Linked DNA regions of Homo sapiens: region 1 is linked to region 2. A link is an interaction called in ENCODE POLR2A ChIA-PET data of the cell type or tissue named here. Cell type or tissue: GM12878. All regions are shown on one strand.

The links. Peaks named below come from ENCODE experiments on the same cell type or tissue, not always from the same donor. Only the 100,000 strongest peaks of a DNase experiment are listed, where the experiment ranks them.
Region 1: POLR2A ChIA-PET joins it to region 2 with 7 read pairs; 2 of 35 experiments call an interaction of 5 or more read pairs at or near these places.

Annotation. Positions count from the first base shown.
Region 1 is chr19:10,140,859-10,144,858 of GRCh38, reverse strand. DNMT1 (DNA methyltransferase 1) reads left to right here. Exons shown (of 41, transcript NM_001130823.3): 29 at 872-1,093; 30 at 2,639-2,831; 31 at 3,670-3,754; 32 at 3,950-4,000. Among named protein-coding and RNA genes, the nearest start is that of EIF3G, 23 kb to the right of the region's middle. In GM12878, no CTCF peak of the experiment used is centred here; no DNase peak of the experiment used is centred here.
Region 2 is chr19:9,825,580-9,829,579 of GRCh38, reverse strand. UBL5 (ubiquitin like 5) reads right to left here and starts at 1,662. Exons shown (of 5, transcript NM_001048241.3): 1 at 1,596-1,662; 2 at 1,187-1,253; 3 at 905-988; 4 at 706-743. The coding sequence starts at 1,242. RefSeq lists a silencer at 1,546-1,852 and enhancers at 1,896-1,945, 1,356-2,080. In GM12878, no CTCF peak of the experiment used is centred here; a DNase peak (open chromatin) is centred at 1,739; H3K4me3 peaks cover 2,435 bases; H3K27ac peaks cover 1,490 bases.

The DNA.
Region 1 (4,000 bases), 320 kb before region 2:
GCCGAGGCACGAGAATCGCTTGAACCTGGGAGGAGGAGTTGCAGTGAGCCGAGATTGTGCCACTGCACTCTAACCTGGGTGACAGAGTGAAACTCTCTCAACAAAAACCACGGTAGCCGCTGTCTCGCTCATACGAGGTGCCCATCACAGGTCAGCAGAGGACTCCACCTGTTGTGTCCCTTGGATATCTGGGCCGCTGGAGTCAGAAGTTGCCAGTGTTTGAGCCCAAGGGAAAGCACACAGGACATTCCCCAGGCAGTGACATCCTCTTTGGTCACTTCTGCCCACGTCACATGCCAGGAAACACAAGATGCCAAGTAGTCGGGAGGCAGGAGCCTGGGGTATTTGAGCAGTGTCAGCCACCACCGTAGCCAGTAATGCGCAGAGGGTGAATGCGTGCTTCAAACTGTGAGACTAAATCTGCAGCTAAATCTTTTTTTTTTTTTTCTGTGAGATGGAGTCTTGCTCTGTCACACAGGCTGGAGTGCAGTGGCACAATCTCAGCTCACTGCAACCTCTGCCTCCTGGGTTCAAGCAATTCTCCTGCCTCAGCCTCCCAAGTAGCTGGAATTATAGGCATGTACCACCACACCCGGCTAATTTTTGTATTTTTAGTAGAGACAGGGTTTTACCGTGTTGGCCAGGGTGGTCTCGAACTTCTGACCTTGTGGTCCACCTGCCTTGGTCTCCCAAAGTGCTGGGATTACAGGCGTGAGCCACAATGCCCAGCCTAAATCATTTCTTAGGGTACACACCTACCTTAATTCATCAGGTGCTTGACTTTAAATGGTTATTTTCACTGGTCAGTCATGCCTGACTGACCACTGCAAGGTGGAAGGTTCATTGATGTCAAGTGGGTGCTTCTCTGCAGCATCAAGCTGTCCAGTCCCGTGAAACGCCCACGGAAGGAGCCCGTGGATGAGGACCTGTACCCAGAGCACTACCGGAAATACTCCGACTACATCAAAGGCAGCAACCTGGATGCCCCTGAGCCCTACCGAATTGGCCGGATCAAAGAGATCTTCTGTCCCAAGAAGAGCAACGGCAGGCCCAATGAGACTGACATCAAAATCCGGGTCAACAAGTTCTACAGGTCAGCAGAGGCCTCTGTTCTTCCACGAGGCCACAGACTCTTCTAGAAGGCTCTGCCTGAAACAAGGTTGTGGCATAGCACCCACAGTTGTTCTAAGAGTTAGGTTGAAGTAGCTGTTTTTCCAAGTGTTTCTGATTATCGGTGGGCACTGATAATGACTAGAATTCTAGTTCCCAGCCCTCACTTTTAGGTCCTTATTTTAATGTTGCAGAGCCCTTTTTCCAAAAGAAATCCTTAAGCTGGCTGGGCACTGTAGCTCACGCCTCTAATCCTAGCACTTTGGGAGGCTGAGGCAGGAAGATCACTTGAGTCTAGGAGTTCAAGACCAGCTTGAGGAAACGTAGTGAGACCCCGGCCCTACCAAAAAAAAAAAAAAAAAAAGACTAGCTGGGCGTGGTGGCACACGCCTGTAATCCCAGCTACTTGGGAGGCTGAGGCTGAAGGGATCACTGAAACCCAGGAATTTGAGGCTGTAGTGAGCCATGATCCCACCACTGCACTCCGGCCTGGGTGACAGCCAGACCCCGTCTCAAAAGAAAAAACGGGTAGAGTGCCTGGGCACCCCCAGAGAACCTCCCAAGCTCCATCTATGACTGTCCAGGTTCTGTCCCGCTGTCCCCACCTCTTCCCAGGTCCTCCTTTCTGTCTCTGGGATTTTTTCTCTTTCCTAAGCTTTTGGCCTATTACGTTTTCTTTTTCTAAGACCCGAGTAACTTGCGGTGATTAGGCATTAACCTGAAACTAGCCTGTACAGGAAGCTATACACTTGCCTCACCTCTTAGCTAACATAGATCAAAGATTTCCTGAAGCCTTTGTAATAACAGGAAATAAAACAAGGGCTGTGAGTGGTACAGGTGAGAGAAACACACTCGAGAGGCTGCTACCGGCAGGCGGACACAGCAGGGCAGGGCCAGGCGTGCAGAGCAAGCAGCCAAGCTGACCTAATGGTTGGGGGGTCTCTACCCTGTGGTTCCCTAATTGGGGGCGAATCTACCTTGCAGTTCCCTCATTTGGGGAGGGGTTATCTTTACCTGCGGTTCCCTAAGTAGGGGGGTCTTTACCCTATGACTCCCTAACTGGGGAGGTCTTTACCCTGCGGTTCCATAACTGGGGGGTCTTTACCCTGCGGTTCCCAACTGGGTCGGGGGTCATTACCTGGCGGTTCCCTAATTGTGGGGGAATCTACCTTGCAGTTCCCTAATGTGAGGAGGGGATATCTTTACCCTGTGATTCCCTTACTGGGAGGGGTCTTTACCCTGCGATTCCCTAACTTGGGGGATCTTTACCCTGTGGTTCCCTAACTAGGGGGGGTCTTTACCCTGCAGTTCCCTAAATGGGGGGGAGTCTACCTTGCAGTTCCCCAGTGTGGGGAGGAGATATCTTTACCCTGCAGTTCCCTAACTGAGGGGGTCTTTACCCTGCGGTTCTCGAACTAGGGGGTCTTTACCCTGCAGTTCCCTGAGCACCCCAGGAACATGGTACTGTTTAATTCAGCATAAGCTCACCACAAAGGAGAGCTCCTAACGAGGCCTCTCCCGCTCGCAGGCCTGAGAACACCCACAAGTCCACTCCAGCGAGCTACCACGCAGACATCAACCTGCTCTACTGGAGCGACGAGGAGGCCGTGGTGGACTTCAAGGCTGTGCAGGGCCGCTGCACCGTGGAGTATGGGGAGGACCTGCCCGAGTGCGTCCAGGTGTACTCCATGGGCGGCCCCAACCGCTTCTACTTCCTCGAGGTGGTGCCCCTGCTTGCTAGAGGGAAGGCTTCGGGGTCAAAGTTGGCCAGAAGGAGTCTGATGTCGGGTTATACACAAGGCGGCTTGGCTGCAGGGTTTCAGCTTTTGTAAGAAGTGGGTGGTTGGCTGACGTGAAGCTGTTCTGCAGGAGCTTTACGGGGGTCTGAGCAGGGTTCTCCAGAGCACAAGTTGTATGAGATTCAAGTGGTCCCGGAGTTTAACACTCCTGGTTTTTAAAAAGTACGTCATTAGAGAACCTAACGTTTTAGTGTCTTGGTGCAACTGAACGTTGAGGACCATGAGGCAGCTTCCACCAGCCTGACTGGTGTCTTAGTATGAGTTGGAGAAGGTGCCCCTGCTCCTGGGTCCCTTGGGCCAGGCGCCTACGTCCAGGCCCAGCCCACATGCCTGTGCGGGTGGCCCTCGTTATGGAGAGGGCCCACGAGTCAGCTGATCAAGCTCATGACTTGTAAATTGTTGGGGCTTGGCCTTTCCGTGTTGTTACCTTAAAACGATACATCCACGTTCTCCCAGGCATGGATGAGGTAGCCCAATTGGACAGCAGATTCTGCATAGCACTTTTTCCTGTTCTAGAAGGTACTCTCAAGTGCTTGTAATAGGCATTTCAGTGTCAGCCAGATCAAATGTTAGTATTAATAAAATGGATTGTTTTAAGTTTCTATTGTAGCAAAGTCAAACTACTCTTATTGGTGGCTAATTGGTCATGGCCCCACTGAGGGAGAAATTAAGTGACTATCAAATTGCCTTCTTACTAGTCTGCGTTAGAGAGGGGACAGTGCGTTTCTCTCCCAAACGATTGCAGTTCTCTCCTTTTCAGGCCTATAATGCAAAGAGCAAAAGCTTTGAAGATCCTCCCAACCATGCCCGTAGCCCTGGAAACAAAGGGAAGGGCAAGGGAAAAGGTACGTCATTGTATGAGTTTCTTTTCAAGTTATTCTTCTGTAACTTGGAGGCTGCCTGTGAATCCCTCAGTGTAAAACCACCTCTGGTGTTACTGACTCTGGGACAGCGAGGCCGCCTGAGTTAACAAGGCGCTTGAGAGCAAGGTGGACTTGGACTCTGAGGATCGGGTTTAGCCTCTGGCCTCTCTCCCCCAGGGAAGGGCAAGCCCAAGTCCCAAGCCTGTGAGCCGAGCGAGCCAGAGATAG
Region 2 (4,000 bases):
AGGCTGCAGTGAGCCAAGATTGTACCACTGCACTCCAGCCTGGGCAACAAGAGCAAAACTCCATCTCAAAAAAAAAAAAAAAAGTTTCTGTTCCTTCTAGGCCAGGCACAGTGGCTCACGGCTATAATCCCAGCACTTTGGGAGGCCGAGGCGGGAGGATCACTTGAGGCCAGGAGTTTGAGACTAGCCTGGCATACATGGTGGAACCTCATCTCTACTAAAAATACAAAAACTAGCAGGGAGTGGTGGCACACACCTGTAATCCCAGCTACTTGGGAAGCTGAGGCAGAATTGCTTGAACCCGGGAGGTGGAGGTTGCAGTGGGTCAAGATCGTGCCACTGCACTCCAGCCTGGGCGACAGAGCCAGACTGTCTCAAAAAAATAAATAAATAAAATAAAAATTGTAAAAAGTTTCTGCTCCTTTTGCACAATAGATATGCCTGAGTCTCACCCCACCCTGACCTACTGTCCAGCACTCAGGTGGAGGTCAGTAATAAATATTTTGAACTTGAAGTCAAACTATTTCACCAACCACTCTCCTCCCCAACCAAATAATTACCTAGCTCCCATTTTCTAAGTGCTCACCATGTGCCACGTATTAAGTTAAACACTTAATATGCATAAGCTCATGCAGACTTTAGTTTTGAACAGATAACCGAGGCTGGGTATGTAGATGCTTCCTCAAAAAGTCACACAAAGGATACAGTCCCCCAGAGACACGTGGTCCTTAAAAATCGTGTACCTAAGAAAAAGAGACATTTCAGAGATAAGGCTAAGGAGGCTCTTCAGTCTGTAGGCCAAATGAGGTAGCCAAGCCTAAGCAAAGGGCTGCCTGCAGCGCTCCCCCAACCAAAACCTTCCGGCCTAGTCCAGTCCACCCAGTGGCTCTACCGCTGCACTCACCACTTCTTCAGGACAATCTTGTTCCAACGGGTACCAGTTTGGGCTGCAATCAGCTTCTTAAGGTCCCCGATGGTATCATCCGTGCTGGGCGCAGAGCAGTTAAGGCAAATGGAAGCGGTAGAACGAGGAAGAGGACATTCTAGGGCAGAATACCATCTGCCAGGACCCCATCCGCCCCCTCTCCCGGGTTTAACTAAAACCATCCGACAACACAGATTGAGTTGCCTGCCTCACGCCAAGCACCCCTGCGGGTACCACTGCCTCTCGGCTGCCAGTGGATACTTGCATTTAACGCGGACCTTCTTCCCCAGACGGTCGTTGCAAACAACCTCGATCATCCTAGCTGGAGCTACACAAAGCGGGGGGTGGGTGGGAGGCAGCAAAGTCAGAGCTTCAGGCGTCTCCCAGGCCCAGAAGCCCCAGCCTACAAGTCTCCCAGTCCCAGGCCCTAAAATTCCAGGTTACTGAGCCTTCCGTTCTGCCCCCAACCCCCCGGACTCGAATACTCCCAGGCCCCAAGTCCCCTGTCCCAGGGCCGCGAACCCCGGGGAGCCGCGCCTCCGCCCCTTCTCGCCGCCTGAAAGCCCTGCCACAAAACTCCCTGGCCTCACCTCCCACCGACCCCAGACCCTGGGTGGCTGGGTCGCGACAGCTTTCTCCGACTCCGAGCCTCTCCGCTTGACCCCCTCACCTCGAATCGCCTCGAACCTGCCGACGCCACCAGCTCCTCACCCGAGCGCTGAACCCCGGTCGCAGTTAACGCTAGGAACCGGAAGCGGAAGTTAAAGTTCGAGGCCGGAAGCCCTGCCCCTAGCCAGGGGGTGTGGTCAACACTGGGACAAGTTCTTCCGGGTCTGCAGTCTGTGGTGTGTTTGCTGTTCCCAGGTACGGTTTCGGTGTCCCAAGGCTTGACAGGTGTCGCGCCTGTGGTAGGCGCGCCGGGTAGAGAGGGGGGCCTCGGCGGGTTTGTGGCCAGGGAAGGGGCGTGGAGCGAGAGTCAGAGGTCAGGCGCCGGCGCCCAGCTCGTTTGAAGTCATTGTTTGTTGCAGGGAGACTCGGTCACATGGTGGGGACGCCAGAGGGTCCCGGGAGTAGGGGTAAGCTCCTGATCCTGAGCCCGAAGCCTCTTGCAGCGGCAACTAGGAGCAAGGGCGGAGGGTGGGGGTGGGGGACGAGTTCTGCAGTCATCCCTTCTGACCCCCTGGGTTCATTCAGGGCTGGGCTTGGTGAGCATTTGGCTCACCTCTTCCCTCTGGCCATCGCGTTCCCCCGGGATACGGACTCCAGTCAGTAGGCGAAGCTTGATCCTAGAGTAGACTCTACGCTGCCCAACAGCTGCTGTTACCGCATGGTGCCGGACAGTTCCAGGCTCTTGGTGTCCTGAAGAAAGATTTGGACCAGACACACAGAGATGGCAAAGCTGCAAGTTTATTAAGCACAGTATTCCACTCTCGGAGTGGGGAGAGCGGACTGACCTCTGCGAGATAAGATCAGCCCCAGCTTGGTATAGTTTGGGTCTTTTTTTTTTTTTTTTTCTGAGACGTAGTCTCGCTCTGTTGCACAGGCTGGAGTGCAATGGCGCGGTGCCGGCTCACCGCAACCTCCGCCTTCCGGGTTCAAGCGATTCTCCTGCCTCAGCCTCCCGAGTAAGTAGCTGGGATTACAGGCGCCCGCCACCACGCCCGGCTAATTTTTGTACTTTTAGTAGAGATGGGGTTTCACCTTATTGGCCAGGCTTTTTTTCTCTTCCCAAGGCTGCCTAATATCTAGCCAGTGTCTACCTTTTTGAATGATAGGTGTGTTGCTTACTTTGGCCCCTGTGTGCTTGAGAGCCGCCTCCATTCATGATATGCCGTCCATATGCATGAGCGCTAATGAGCTGGTTATCCTTATCATGTTAAGGATACTTTTTGTCTTTAATGCGCGTGCTTATGCCTAAAGAGCTGCTCCTTACTGGTTTGGTCCTGATTTCCCCGGCCGTGGGATTTTTACTGTTTTTTTTTTAATTTTATTTATTTATTTATTTATTTATTTATGGAGTCTCGCTCTGTCGCCCAGGCTGGAGTGCAGTGGCGTGATCTGGGCTCACGGCAAGCTCCGCCTCCCGGGTTCACGCCGTTGTCCTGCCTCAGCCGCCTCCCGAGTAACAGGGACTACAGGCGCCCCCCACCACCCTCGGCTAATTTTTTTGTATTTTTAGTAGAGACGGGGTTTCACTGTGTTAGCCAGGATGGTCTCGATCTCCTGACCTCGTGATCCGCCTGCCTCAGCCTCCCAAAGTGTTGGGTGTGAGCCACTGTGCCCGGCCTTTACTCAGTTTTTAATCTTCCTTTTGTTTTGTCTCCTCAGCTTCTGCCATTTATCTTGCTTCTTGCTGGGTGAGCAAGAAGGGGCGGGTGCCCTTTCACCTTGCTTCTGCTCTCTGCTTTTACGTATTTTACCCTTTATCCAACTTTTAATTCCCTTTGCTATTCTTCTGCCTCATTTTCCCTATTCTCCTTTCTCACTGCCAGTCACCAACCTTAAATGCCTGCGAGGTAACTGGAAACATTGCACATTTGCACAATCTCCTGCAGCTGTATCTTTGGGGAGCACTTTGTACCAGATTCCAGGTTTGTGAGGGCTGGTGGGACAAGGACCGTCCTTCCTCAATTCAGTCAAACAATTTGTAAACCAAAAAGTATCTGAGACAGGTCTCAATAAATTGACAGGTTTATGTAGACAAGGTTAAGGACAAGCCTGGGAGAAAAGGAACACAAAACCCCAGGAACAATCTGTGATCCGTGCTTTTTTCCAAATATGATTTTGAGGGCTTCATTATTTAAAGGGAAAAGTGGGCTGGAGGGGAAAGAGGGAGAGTATGGTCACATTATTTAATCTACATGAAGAATACTCCATTATGTATTCATTTGGTGCTCAGTAAATTGGCACTTTCCATAACATAAAGTAAGCTACCTGTGGAGATATCTGGCCTTTAAAAAAAAATTTTTTTTGAGGCTAGGCACAGTGGCTCACACCTGTAATCCCAGCGCTTTGGGAGGCTGAGGTGGGCAGATCACAAGGTCAGGAGTTCGAGACCAGCCTGGCCAACATGGT